Linked DNA regions of Mus musculus: region 1 is linked to region 2. The links are chromatin loops, found by intact Hi-C in ENCODE. Cell type or tissue: left cerebral cortex. All regions are shown on one strand. Each heading gives the region's core, and the rest is flanking DNA. Links, peaks and the distances in the headings are about the cores only.

The links. Hi-C counts contacts between places; a loop is a spot of excess contacts. Peaks named below come from ENCODE experiments on the same cell type or tissue, not always from the same donor. Only the 100,000 strongest peaks of a DNase experiment are listed, where the experiment ranks them.
Region 1: a loop joins it to region 2, with 4 times the contacts of the local background. A loop is called at or near these places in 2 of 42 quality-filtered maps.

The regions. Positions count from the first base shown.
Region 1 is chr2:142,710,653-142,718,150 of GRCm38, forward strand. It overlaps Kif16b (kinesin family member 16B), which reads right to left. Exons shown (of 26, transcript NM_001081133.2): 18 at 4,027-4,080; 19 at 1,043-2,386. Among named protein-coding and RNA genes, the nearest start is that of Kif16b, 190 kb to the right of the region's middle. In left cerebral cortex, for the core only: no CTCF peak of the experiment used is centred there; DNase peaks (open chromatin) are centred at 3,287 and 4,531.
Region 2 is chr2:142,258,282-142,265,779 of GRCm38, forward strand. Macrod2 (mono-ADP ribosylhydrolase 2) reads left to right here. Exons shown (of 19, transcript NM_001013802.3): 13 at 2,812-2,880. Among named protein-coding and RNA genes, the nearest start is that of Gm25583, 620 kb to the left of the region's middle. In left cerebral cortex, for the core only: no CTCF peak of the experiment used is centred there; a DNase peak (open chromatin) is centred at 2,971; H3K27ac peaks cover 391 bases.

The sequences.
Region 1 (7,498 bases), core at 3,109-5,608, 450 kb after region 2:
TTCATCAATCCAATCTATAACCTACAGTTGCGAAGAAATTAGATTTAAGTGGCCAAGATCATCTAACTAGTAAGAAACAAGTCAACTAGGATATAGCACCACTTTGCAAACTGTGTCATGTTCACACACAAGGTGGCCTTTAACTTCGCTGAGAGTCTTAGCATGGCTACAGAGTACCAGAAAAGATGCTCTTAGATTAATATATTTTCTTATTTTCAGAGCCTACCTACCTCTTGTAATCATGGCAACAGAGTAGAAAGATAAATATTCTTTCTTTACCATGGAAAGAATGCTTGTTTCCTAGTTTTCTTTGTAAGAAAATCCTAAACAGGACTATATATCACAAAATATATTTGAATAAATGCCCATTGAGTATGGAATCATTGAAGAAATTCTTGCTGGTTTGGTTGGTTGGTTTTTAGTATACAGTTCTGAGGCCACCTCTAAAATGGTAACTTTAAGTGCAGTATATCTACCTGGTTTTAGTTCTCTTCAATTTGTAGGAACCATCTTGGAATCCACAACACATAAACTCACTGTGGCCATTGCTGCTCACCAAGAAGATATAAAATACTAGTGAAGAAGGACATGATGGAAGAGAGGAAGAAATCATGAAGGAGAAGCTAAGGAAACAGATGAGAAGCCAGGGACAGTCAAGGAATGGGGCAGGGGTTGGGCTAAGAGGGAGATAAAAGGTGGGAATCTAGGTTGAAGCTCTCCCCGTAGCCTGCACTTGTCAAACAACTAAAACACATTTCACAAGTCATTTTAGTGAAGGAACAAGACTTTGCTTTTGTTTATGTGTTCTCAACTTTAGGCTGAGATCTTCTAAAGCAAAGATCTTAAGGAAAAACAAGAGAATGCTTATTGTAGAAAAGCAAGAGTGCTTTTGTTACGTTGAAGGGGTATTTTGTATTTTAGTTTTTTGCCTACGTATAAGAGAGATGAAGTCTACAAGAAGCCCTTCTCCATAAAGACAGAGGAAGAAAATGTGCATTCACTTGATGTCTACCCTTTGCCTGCTCCTCTACCTTATTCTTACCTTGCAGGGTCCATCTCAAGTGCTTCTCCATCAGTCTCCAGACTGGCCTGCCACCCTGACCATTCACTGGTGTGGAGAGAGCCAAGTTTCTGCCTCTGCTCCTGGATCTCCAGGTCCAGGGTGGAGCACCGCTGCAGGGCAGAGCGCCTCTGCTCTAGCTTAGCCACAGCCTGCTCCAATGCCTCTCTTTGCTGTTTCTCCTGGGACTCCAGTATTTCCTTTTCCTTTCTTCTCACCTTCTCTTCCTGTCTGGCCACGTTAGCTGTGAACTCGAAGGTGGCCCGGAGCTGTTGCAGCTGGCTAGCATTAGCCTGGTACTGTGCGATCTGCTCTTCTTTCTCTCCCACTTCTTTCTCTACTTGGCAGAGAGTGGTGTCTAGGCCTAGGACACCACTGTCAAGGGCATCAAGCACTCTCTGCTTTTCTTCCAGCAGAGCTGGCAAATGATTTTGCAGAAGGTCCTGTAGCTGGTGCTCTCTGCTCTGTAGCCTGGTCTCTGCAGTCTTTATTTTGTCTAGATCTGGAGGCCCACCGAGAATGTTGCCATCATCTGTTGCCAAGAAGCTCGGGTCACCCCCTGCGTCACATTTTACATGCTCCAGAGCTACTTTCTCTTCTTGGACTTCTTTGCTTAGGAGGTCTTTCTGTTGGACCAGGTCCTTCTCCAGGCTTGCTAGCTTGACAAGCTGCCTTCTCTTGAACTCTAAGAAGTACTGCTGAGCCCTTTCCAGTTCATCCCTACAGGTATGGTCCCCTCCAGCTCTCATCTCTTTGGCCTGCAAAAGGGCTTCCCGGATGCTTTCCAGTTCCCTCTTTTCCTCTTGGGCCCGCTGGGCCTCTCCAGGACACAGCAGAGGAGCAGTGTCCTGCCTCTTCCGAAGCTGCTCCTCCAGGTGTGCCACCCGCTGCACCTGCTCCTTCTCCTCCTCCTCCAGCCTCCTTTTCTCCAACCGCAGCTTGGCACTCTGGGCATTTTGCTCTTGGTGCAATCGGTCCAGCTCCTGGAATATCTGGACCTTCTCAGCTTGTTCGTGGCTGTTGAGCTCTTGGAGTTTGCGAAGCTCTTCTCTGATGCGGAATAAGCTCTCTTCCTCCTGCCTCCTCTGCTGCTCGAGTCCCTGCTGCTCCCGAAGCCTCTCTTCCTCAAACCTTTCCTTCTCAGCCAGCAGGTCCTTGAGCTTGTTTTCAATGTGGAAGCTGCGGCGTTTGAGGCTTTCCTCCTGCTTGCGGATTTGCCGCTGCACAATCTCTGTTTCCTTGCGCCTGGTCTCTACCTCCTGCTGCATTCGCTCTAGTTCTGCCTTGTCCGACTTCTGCTTTTCCTCCATCTCCTCAATGAGTTTCCTGCAATGCAAATGCTGAGTGGTCATTATTTAATCACTGTGCTTAGCATCAGTCCAACTTCTCCCTAACTGGATTGTTCTGAAAACACACATAAAGCCAAATCTTTCATTGAAACAAATGAAAAGAAAGTGCTTCTCTTTCATATTTTCAAATGCATACTATGTCACTTTTATTTTACTTCTTGTCCAGTGTTTCAGCTACCTAGCCTCCTGAAGTAGTTTCTGGTATCATTTCTTTGTGAAGTCTAGAATCATAATGTATTATGTATGGTATAATTAAAAGCTCCCCCTGAGGTCAATGAGAAAAAAACCATCCAATTTAAATTTGAATGTGGCTACTTTTCCTCAGCTCAATGACTAAAGTGCAACAGACATTCAGTTACAAGATGACATTAAGTAAAAAAAAAAAAAATTGCCATCTTCAATTCAGTGGAGGTTGAGTAACAAAGTCAAAATAAATAAAAAGTAGATGTAGACCTCCACCTTCTGACCCCCAACCTTCTGATTTGTAGGATGCTGCACCCTGAGCTCATTCCCATGAGCTATGCAATCCCAAATTCTAGAAAATAAGTAACTGCTTCAGAACGTTAGCTTCTCCGTCACTACCTACCCTTTATCTATTTCCTTGTTAAATAAAACAGAGGAAAAGAGAAAATATGATTGAATGAAACAAAGGATAGTTTAGCACATATATCAATCAAGCAGCCATATAGATATAGATGATATAGATATCCTCAAATGAAAGTAAGTAAAGAGAAATAAATTATAGGTGTGAAAACACCAGTAACTGTATAAACTGGAAAGATAAGTGTGGGAGGCATCTCAGGGGAGACGACTGGTCTAAAGTTAGACCCTAAAAAAAAAATCCTTAGCTCAGAAGGAGGGAGCACGGACGGAGAGCACCAGCTGTTCTTGCAGGAATGGGGTCAGTTCTCAGTACACACATAGCTGGGGACAAACATCTGTAACTCTACTCCCAGGTCTACGGCTTCCAGTGCCCTGTTCTGTGAGAACTGGACACACATGTGTGTATATATACATACACATGCGTATATACACATATATGTAAATATGCATACATACATGAAGAAAAATGTATACACACAAAATAAAGTAAATAAATCGTAATTTAAAAGGTAGAGATGGGTTATTAGAGAAAAATGGTTTGGTTTTTTTTTCCTTCCTTCCTTCCTTCCTGTTCATTTTGTTTGACATTTTTCTCATAACTCTCTTTGTAGACAAAGCTGGCCTCAAACTCACAGAGATCTGCCTGCCTTTGCCTCCCGAGTGCTGGGATTAAAGACGTATACCACCACATCTGGCTTGATTTTTTTTAATCTATATAGACTCGTGACTTTTTAAAGACCTAAGGAACACTAAGAAAAGATTTGGGGTTAAATTTCAACACATCTTAGATGCTTAATTACTGACAACTCCCCCTTTCTCACAAGCATTTGAAGATGTACTGCTGTGAAAACATAAAGACGAAGTCAAGTCAATCCCTTATAAGACTCTACCTTGAGGCATTAGACATGGTAACAGCAGATGCAGAGCAAGAGGGAAGCCCAGAAACTCAGGAAGATGCTGACAGAGGGAGGGACCCAGACACAGCAGCTGGGAACACAGGTCTCATGTGCTTACCTTTTACTTTCGAGTTTTTCAAGTTCTTCACGCTGTTGTCTCTCAAACTCAAGTCTAATGAGATCAAATGGAAATCAGTCACTTCCATGAAGGAGCTCTTTTCTATGCACACAGAATCGTACACTGGAGCATGGATTTACCTATTACCTTAATTACTATGGATTAGCAAGTTTAAAATGCATTCTTTGCTCTATCACTATGATTAGAAATTAGATATAATTTTAGGTGTTTGAACTTAGACTGAAGAGAACAGATTTGATTTGAAGGAAAACAAAATATCACTGTAGTTAAAAAAAAACAGAATTAAATAAAACTTCTAAATGCTAAGCATGTCTAGTCCATGCAGCTTAGTCACTGATGAGTAAGTAAAAAGGAGAATCTACCTTAGACAGATGGGTCCTTTTATAGGGAAAAGACTGCCAGGGCGGTAGAGGAAAGAGAGCACAGACATCCGTTAAGAAAACAATTCAACAGGAGGAAACATCAGGGCACAAGCAGTAAGGCACTTAAAAGACAACAGTCATGCATAGAGCAAAAGGTCTTTTTAAAAATATCACATTTCCCAGTACATGCATGCAGCAAACACTCCAAAAAGTTAATTTGCTTTGTTTTACACACTTCAGTGACAGCTATAGGACTGCTGACTACTGAGCAAAATAGTTACTGTGTACAGCAAAGCACGACTTTTAGTGCTTTATCTGTAGTTACTCTACTCAGAGGCTCACAAGTGCTGAGTGACAGCTAGGCTATGACACTGCACAGATCCATATACTTGCAACAAAATAAAATAAAACAGGTCAATGTGAGTTTTTAAATTTGGACAACAGAAGACAAATTCTCTGATACTAGGAAATGGGTTTCACTTTTTCAGTTGAACTCCCTATAAACAGGTTTCCTTGGTTCACATGCAAATCCAAACTGGCAACACAGCTACTTTTACAATGACCTAAGACATGTTTCAAAGAGATCTCTTCACACTTTAATTTGGGCTAATGTTGAAGGAAAGGCATCTGGTGGCCTTTGTAAGCATAATTGTGCATCTGTGGAATGAGAACAATCATGCTGATCAGCACAGACTGTCTCCTTTGTCCTCCCAGATTATCAAGCCTGCAAGCTATATCTACAAGACAAGGAATCCATCTTGAGAACTTGTCTGAGGCCACAGTGATATATGTGTGGAGCCAACATGTGACCCCATGACAATCTGTTTCCAAAGTGCCCTCTGTTGACTCATTTTATAAGCCTTGCTCAGATCTGTGATATAAAATACAAGAATTAACCTCTTCATTGAAAGTTACATCTGTTTATAATTATGTTACTATCAAGTGAAAACAATTGCAGCTTAGTATAGGCATGGATGTCTATGACAGAGCAGTCATGCACAAAGATAACTGCCAACAATGGAACCCAGCCCATATGGCTGTGCATTAAGTGAGTACAATATGACCACTCCTAATAACTACTTTTTAGTATAGTTTCCTTCCTCCCCCCACTTCTTTCTCTTCTCTCTCTCTCTCTCTCTCTCTCTCTCTCTCTCTCTCTCTCTCTCTCTCTCTCTCTCTCTGTGTGTGTGTGTCATAGCACATAAGTAGAAGTCAGTATAACCTTAGGGTCGGTTTAAGTAGAAGGTAAAGTCAGTTAACATCACTCATACTTCATGATCTCCTTGTCAGCACACAACTTCTTAGGAAAAACTGTGACTAATAGTATTTTTGGAACCAAACTTGGATTATAGTGCTCAAACTTTGTTTGAGACTGAGTCTCTCCTGCTATTTACTACTGTATATGTCAGGTGAGGTGGCCATGAGCTTTTGGAATTCTCTGTCTCCGTCTGCCTCTGCCTCCTACTTCCCTGCAGAGACACACTGGGGTTACAGATGTGTGCCATGGCCCTAGTATACAATTTTGGATTTCAATATATAGCTGACTGCTTCTAGAGATATTTACATATTCAAAAGTAAGACTGGTTAAAATGCTTTGAGACCAGGAAATTTCCCTAAAAGAGTCTGCTTTAATCTCAGTTTCATTTTCTGTGCAGTACAGTAATCCATCCTTACTAACCCTCACTGCTTGGGTACTGCATGTGCAGAGAAGCAGTCTGCTCTGAGAGCTGCCGTCAGGGGTTGGGAGGAAACCCTATCTTCTAAAATGTGTTTCCAATACCTGCTTCTGTGCTCCACCCAGGCATTCAGACCCTTCCTGTTGTTCCCCTAAATGCAACAAGTTGATACATTTATCACCTAAGACCACAAAGCAGGAAACTGAGGCTTAGTGTACTAAGCAGCACTGGAATCCAATTTTGGTTCCAAAATATATTACTAGTCACAATTTTCCCTAAGAAGTTGTGTGCTGACAAGGAGATCACGATGAATGATGTTACCTGACTCTACCTTGTATGTGAATGCAGTGTTACGCAATGCGATACACAAGAACACATGGCTGACCCTAAGCATTATAGCCTCTTCTTTGTTGTGCAAAAGGGTGCTATAGGAGGAGTAAACGTCACAGAATTTGGGAGTAGCTAGCATCAAGGCAAACTTCCTGATTCTAGATCTACCTGTGCTTTTCTTTCTCGATATAATATAGAACTTAAGGATAGCTCATTGAAACCAGACGTTCAGTTTGCATAGGTGACATGGCAGGCCATGTGTTCCAGGAGGCTACCAGAAAACAGATTCTTAAGAACAGTCTAAGTTTACTAAAGACTTTGAACTGGATGAACCCACCTGCCTGGTGTTCTGAAGGCCAGCTAGGAAGGAGACAAGCTAAGCCTGGAGACAAATGCTTAAGGGAGCTGGGGGTGCTGCTCTCAGCTTGGCTGATTCTATCTTATGCCAAGAGCGAGGAGACCAAGAAGCATAAGGTTCAGGCACATACGTTGTGAGAAGACAAAGGGCCAGTGGGCAAAGGAACTGTACATGGTGGCACAAGCACGCCATCCTTGAAATGGAGAGGTTGAGACAAGAGGATAATGGGTTTAGAAGGCAGTTTGGGGTTGACAGCTGTTGACAATCAAGCATCTGCCCTTCTCAATTCTACTCAAACATTCTAAACTGATGTATCCAGTGGCAGACCACGGATTTCATGGCACACACCCTCACATCCTCCCCCCAGCTCCTCCCATTGCACGTCTGGTTTCAATGAGCTATCCTTTGTATCCACTCAACTTGCAGGACTTGCCCATTCCCTGTCTCTGAACCAAAAACAAAAGCAAAACCAAAATCGAACAAACAGTAAGAAAGAACTGATGAAGAAAATGAGGGGAAAAGGTAGCTGGGAATCACTCAAACTTTGAGATTGTTGATTTCAGAGGCCTGCCCGACCTTTAGGCTGAGTGAGTGTGTGTGTGTGTGTGTGTGTGTGTGTGTGTGTGTGTGTGCGCACTCCCACGTGCATTTAAAAGTGTACATACACTTCTTTTATCTATCTATCTATCTATCTATCTATCTATCTGTCTGTCTGTCTGTCTGTC
Region 2 (7,498 bases), core at 1,766-4,265:
TCTATCTATTGAATATAAGAGCATTACCACTCAATATGACTCTCTCCTAGGCGTATATTGTAGCATCTTAAGTGTCTTCCTCAGTGGTTCCTCTTGCTCATCTAAGACAGCATGCTGACTGATGGAGACTATCAGTGGGGTCCATTTAGAATTGTGGACAATGCTGATCTGTGCATTTTGCCCTTTCATGGCCTCCTCTGATTAGGCAACAGAGCAACTGAAGACCTGGTTTTGGTTGTTAAAGCCCTGTGACCTGCTGTTAGTTTCCAAAATATCTTGCTTTCATTCAACATATTTCCCAGTGCCAATGTTGATTGCATAACTCTGCAGGTCTCTTCCACGTAATGGAAAAATGCAGTCTCAAAATAGTATAATTTATTTACAGGTTCTGGCAGCTGTCACCATCAAATCAAATGCAATTGCATATAGTATTTATCAAGAAATCAATAATAAATACATATCTAAGGTTGCCTGCTTCCCCAGCACTGAGTGTGCACTGCAAATGTTACATTTAATTTTAAAAACAACATCCATAGTTCCTTGAAGCTTATAGTCTGGTGGGGGAATACCAAGAATAAACAAGTAAAAGGGATACAATTATCAGAGAGTTCAAGAAGATTGCAGAGTAAAGAGGTGAACTTGAGGCAACCCTCAGAAGGCAACTCTAAGGAGCACTCGCTGGGGAAGTGTTGCTTGAGATGGGCTTCGAATGCTGATATGGTGAAAACCCATTCTAGACAGAGGGAACTGAGAATAAATTAACTTCAAGATGGATGGGGATGGGGAGAGGGGTGTGACTGGAGCAGAGTGGGCTCAGTCAAGTGTGAGATCTGGTAAGAAATCATAGGCCCAGATTCTATCTCCAGCATGTGGTTTGACTTTACTACAGAGAGAATTTATTGGAACATTTTATCCATTGGAATAAATGATCTATGTATTAATGAACTCATTTTGCCCGGGAGTAAAAATGGATCAAAAAGGTAGAGTTAGATGGTGTCTACAGGTGCCATGACAAAGGATTCTGGAAATAAAGACCAAAATACTGAAATATGGCACATTCTAGAAATAAGAACCAACAGGGTACGCAAGCTGAAAGGCTGGGCAGGGCACATGGGGGAAAGAGGAATCCCATGTAGGTCAGAGGAGTCTAGCTTCAGTGTCTCGGAGGACAACAGTACCACTTAACTGCTCTATGGAAGACATTTTGTTGAAAAAGTTAATCGTTTAGTTTTTGCATCAATAAATTTGAAAATGTGTGCAGACAGCCATAAGGGATGTCACATTAGATAAACACATTCATATTAGGGAGAGGTGAACACTTCAGACCAGGTTTAGGGGACACTGTGATATAAGGGAGGTTTACAGCCTGTGACTAAAAGGAGAGTCAGTGAGAAGACTATGAAATTGTCAAAGGCAAGAAGCTGGGATACATCTACATTCCTGTCGAAAAAGGCAGAGGCAGCCACTACAATAATATGTCCTGAAAAGAAAAGGAACGGGGCTGGGAAATATTACTGAGAAGTCAAGTCAGATGGACAGGAAGAAAGGAACTTGAACGCGATGCTCCATGGAAGGATGCTATCTGAGAGGGAGGCTGAGGCAGGAAAATGGCAAATTCAAGACCTGTTGGGGCTGTCTTGAACAAAGGAAGGAGGCCAGCATCTTAGAGGGGAGAGTCAGGAAGACTACTGGAAAAGCATGCATGACTTATGCAGGACTTCAGAAGTGAAGGCACAGAAGGTAGCGACAATAACTTTCTTCAGGCAGTTTTGCTGTAAAGGGAGATGAAAACGGGAATGTGCTGTGACTTAAGGGAAGGTTAACGGTTGGTGCCTTTTGTTTAAGTCAAAGCCAGTTGATGTCTAATGAAAGCAAGTGGTCCACCTCACCCCTTTATCTACCTTCCAGAGATGTTATTCTGTGTTCCAATAGAGATGCAACCTGAAAGTAACAACCATATGAAATGGACAAATGATATGCTAGAAAGTAAGAAAATGTCCTTGAATTGAGGATTTTATCTTTAAGTCTGTGACTGAATAACTGTAAGAAAATGTGTATATTGTCTTACCAATTGTCCGATGACTTTAATATGTTCCTGCATCCTAATTTTACAGTTTTACTGCTAGTAGCTAATTACCTAACACTGTGGAGATCAAACATGAATCAAATCCCCATGGTTTTGGTGAGACCAGTAAGAGAGATCAGGTCTGAATGGCCTTAATTGGTACTATGAGGTGGACAGGGTCCTCCCTGTCCTTGGTCTCCATTCTATAACCGGGTGACATGATATCCCTGCATATCTCTGGGGGCCTTGTTCTGAGTGGTCCCCATCTCCTGGACTACACTGCTGACAGCCACAGAGCCACTGGTCAGCTGGCCAGCCGAATGAATTGGCAGCCTATACGCATGCTGAGCTGAGCAAAAGCAAACTATAAAAATCACACACATCAAAGCATTTTGTAGAAACCTGCATGGGTACATGTTACTACATACCGCAAATCAGAAACTGTATTCCATTCTCTGAGAATTGTGAAGGAAGCAAAATACTACTGGGCATGTTGGCAAACTACAGCCAACAAACAAGCCTTACCCAGAATACATTTTGTAGTTCATTAGCCTCTGTCTTATGTGAAGATGTATGCTTCATTACTTATATATATTTTAAAAATGCATTACAACCCTCTGCTCCTGTAAGACCATTCAGCGTGTGAAGGACACTGACACCTTCATAGGCCAGTGGTGAGGGAGCTGTAGGGAAGGAAAAGCCACAGCCTGAAGTACTAAGCCTGAGGCATTCTTTCTGTTTTATAGATGGTGTCAACACCACCCCTGTGCCCAGCCCAGCTTCCGAAGACAAAGCTGAAGTCCACAAAGATGAAGGTATGAGTCCACATCTAAACTTCACAGGTCCTTAAAAGTAAACCATGCAGGGTTCGTTTATGCGAGAAACTGATGCAGTGAAAGCCTCTATTTTGAACACAAGGATCCCACCCACTCTGCTCCATGCCATATCGAGCCTCTTCAGAATTTATATATACATTTACATTTGTTCCTCTAAAAATAATGTTCGTAAAAATAAGAGCAGGCACAGAGAAAGTGTGGTTAGAGAAAAAAAAATGTTTATCTGGAACTCAAGAATTTGCCGATTCTGCTGTTTGTAACTAACTATTCCTAGGCATAAGTTTGAAAGCATGGCGTTGAGGACCACCTACCAGAGGCCCATGGCTTAAGGGAGAAATGTTTGAAAGGCATCCACACAAATCAACCTGAGGCAAGGCCACATTTCTCTGGACTATCACTAAGAAGAAACTAATAATAATTAGGAGAAAATTTAACCAGTATAGAGATAAGTGCCACAAAACAGGGATGTAAATGCTTTCAAAAATATTAAAGGGAAATAAGATGGGTCATTTTCTCTTCTCCCTCCTGATTGATGGGTAACTCTTCCCATTAGAAATAATATTTGATACCTGCCAGACTAGACCAATTATGTTTGACCAAGTGGGTATCTTGTACAGCATATCATCTACTTAGAACTTACATATGTACTTCGAATCTAATTCTTCAATCTGATCTGATACAAAAGCAGGCATACACTGCCATGAAGACTAACTGGTCTTTTAATCTGTCGAGGAAATCAAAATAGTCTTGGAATTTTAGTACTCAATGGCATATATAATTCCACGTCCTATTTCCTGGTGAGTCTTTGTTTTAATACATGTAGTTGAGGGCAGTTGATAAGGAGTATAAATAATTGGGTTATATGCTTGGGGCTTAATCCTAGTTCTGCTCCCAGTTACATAGCTAACTTTTGACAGATAATTAAAGAAGTGAACAAATGATTAGCAAGGAAATACATGGTGAACTTCTTGGTACTTCGGTTTTCCCTTCTGTAATGAGGGCAAGAGTAATGTCTATCTTCGGGCTGGGAGCATGAAACAGTGGATCAAAGCACTTTCTGTGGAAGCATGAGAAGCTGAGGTCAGATGCCAAGCATCTAAGCCAGTGGCAGTGGCTCATGCCTGTAACCATAGCACTCAGGAGTCTGAGGCAAGAAGATTAAGAGGTCAAGGTCAGCATCATCTATACTGCAAATTTGAGGCCAGTCTAGGGCTAGAGGAAACTGTCTCAAAAAACTAGAAAACAATGAAAAACAAAACCAAACAAAAGCTCCCTAAGTCTCAATGGCCTGTATATAAACACCTATATATAAACACCTATATATAAACACCTATATATAAACACCTACATATAAACACCTACATATAAACACCTACATATAAACACCTATACATAAAGACCTCTGCGATCCTAGGACTGAGATTGAGGGCAAGATCACTACACTTGCTGCCTGCCAGGTGAGCTCCAGATTAGTTGAGAAACCATGTCTCAAGAAAATAATCCAGAGGATGATACAGGAGAATGCTCCATGACATCCACCTGTGCACATACATATCACACAGACACACAGACACAGGCACACACATGTACACATATACGTGCTCAGTAGATAATATCTACCTCACAAAATATCACAGCACAGGTTAGTTTCCTTGCTGTTTCTCTGGCCTTCATATAGAACAGACTTTCGAGACCAAGACAGATTATTAGAAAGTGACTTGTTTATCTCAGAGAGAGAGAGAGAGAGAGAGAGAGAGAGAGAGAGAGAGAGAGAGAGAGAGAGAGAAGAAGAAGAAGAAGAAGAAGAAGAAGAAGAAGAAGAGGAGGAGGTTCCAGTGAACTGTCAGAAGAGATTGGTTCCAAATCACATTATGAAGATGAACCATAATGCAAGAGGATCCTGCCATAGATTCTGGTTGCTGGCTATCCTGGGAAGGGATGTGTGTGGTTTTTTGAGAAAAAGAGTTCCTTTCTATTAGGGTAATTGTAGAAGCCAGAAATGGATGACATATGCAGGTACCTGGGAAAATAACTGCTCCTTCCCAGAGGAGATCTGACTAGACCAACAGTGTCCAGGATACTGCTGTCATCTTGAATGATCCCCTTTTTTGTTTATTGCCAATTTTCAACTTTCCTTTATCCTATATAGGCCTATGTTCAGATATCTCTTATTTCAAAAATACTTTACACACCTAAAAATGTAATTCTTATTGAGAAACTTAATGAGAAACTAAGTCATTTTACAGAGATAGAAGATGGTACTTATTTTTAAACAAAAACAAAAAACTAAAACCAAAAACAACCAAGAAAAAACAAAAAGGATGTCTCAGTCATCATAAAACTGTAAAGCTTATCATAAAACTGTAAAGGCATCATAAGTTTGAAAGACAGAGTGTAAGAAGTATGAGCGAGGAACAGTCTAATTTGAATGCTTCAAGCTGAGATTTCTTGCTGTTGAGTTGTTTAGCTGGGAGACATCACACCTTCATAAAACACGCTGCTTGTGATATTCTTGATGCTTTTAGGATCTCACACCGTTAATTGCTCATGCAAGGATCAATTATTTTTCAGAATACTTTTAGGATTTTTTTCTTAAAATAAGACTTTTAATGATGCTAACTTCATCAAAGAATTGTCATGTATCACAAATGTATGAGACTAAATGTGAAGATTTAGGAGATTTTGTAGGAATTAAATTGTTAATTTCCATTACCTTTTTTATTTAGAAAACAAGTTTTGTGATCTATGTGAGTATGTAATCTGGTTTAAATTAACAGTAAAACACATAGGATGCGGATTTTGCCTTTATCTCCTGAAATAACATTCATAGAAGGGCACTGGTTTTTTTTTTTAAATGGATTATCCGTTCAGACTCAGTCGCTGATGCTTGCCAAGCTGTCATCACGATTGACAGATGCACAGTTTAGAATTAAGAAAAAGAATTTTCCATTGAAATCATCCAAGATTGAGGTCAAGTTGAGGTTAAAAGGAAGTCATAAGTGTTTAGGATTCATTTCAAATCTTTTCTGTTATTAGCGTTCATGCAGAAATATCTGTCCTTAGTGACACCAGGGCTATTTCAGAACTCCACAGTCACAAGATCACTTATAGAAATGCTTATGACACTCTCCACTGTAAGTGGCAGAATATTTTCTGCTGATCAAAGGTCCTAAAGGAGCCCTGTTCTCTTGACTTTTTGGAGACTTCACTCCCAGAGGAGCATCTTTCACGGGTCTTGGAATTGCTCCTGGTCTGGAATAGCAGGACTCTTGCTCCAGGGTGATACCCATAGTGTTTGTGCCCAGCTCAGTGGTTTACACTGTTGCTTGTCAGTTGGCTGGGTTTATATTTGTTAAGATTTTAGTCTATACTGGAAATTAGCATCTTCTAGAATATAGGAGTTGAAAACAAGCAAGCAAAATGAGGCTGTCTTTATTCTTGGAACAGAAGGTTTTGTGTTTTTTTTTTTTTTTTTAAACCAAACAGTTATGTGAAAGTTGAAAAAAATTCAAGAAGTGTTAGAACCTAAGCATAGTCTACACTAGTGATTCTCTTACTGTAGACATACTTCCCACTGGGAACCAAGTCTAGGTGTTCTTGCCCACTTACCCCAAATAAATATGGACTGTGTAGTTATTGTAGCAAGGCAAAACTGTCTGCTTAAAGATCACAGTAGGCTGTAGTCTCTACACTGAGAAAGACACCTGCTCCCAGTAAGTCCTTATGGCTGCTGAGTGGGCAGGACTTGAGCTGAGAGGCTAAGGGATGAGGAGGTGGGATATGTTAATGAACCGTTCATCCACACAGGGTAGGTTTGAGAGCCAGGACTGAGATGAAATGATAAAGTTGGCCCTGGGAAATAGGTATTCGTGGCCTTTGATAGGCACTCTGAGATTATTTGCAAAATCAATTGAACGTGAACTTATCTGCTGAGAAATTCTCCCTTTACTGTTATGGATGCTCTTTTTTTTTTTCTTTAACAGATTTTAAACTTTACATTTTGAAAACAAATTCTATTTGAGTTAGCAAACATGCAAGCAATCAGATGCAAGTCCATAAAACACAGGAGTCAAATGCAGTAATAAAGAATGCTCTGATTGAAACTTCTGAAGAGCCTAGGTTATTGTTAAATGTATAGTTGTCTCGTTAGGTCAGGACCACTCTCTCTTCTAGCTGTCGCCATGTTTTTCATGTCATCCTCACCCACTGCCAAGACACCTTACTGGGGAGCGGCTGAGGGATATGCTGTGCAAACACATCCAGACTCACCTGCCTTATTATTTAATCAGTACCTAATTTGAATTTGAAGGTCAACTAGACCAAATCATAGGCTCATTAATATTAAAATCAAAATCAATTAATACCCAGGTGCACACCCGAGCTGTGTCCCTTTGGAACTCCATGAAAGTCACGCCAATGCTGTTTGGCATTTATGAGGTAGGGTGTCACCTGAGAAAGGAATTCTAAATCCTTAATCTAGTTTCAGACCTCATGGAGGTCAAAATGACTGGAGAAAAAGAAAAAGAAAGGGAAAGAGAAAAAGAAAAAAAAAGAAAAAAAAAGGAAAAAGAAAGCTGGAGGAAGATCAGCTATGGTA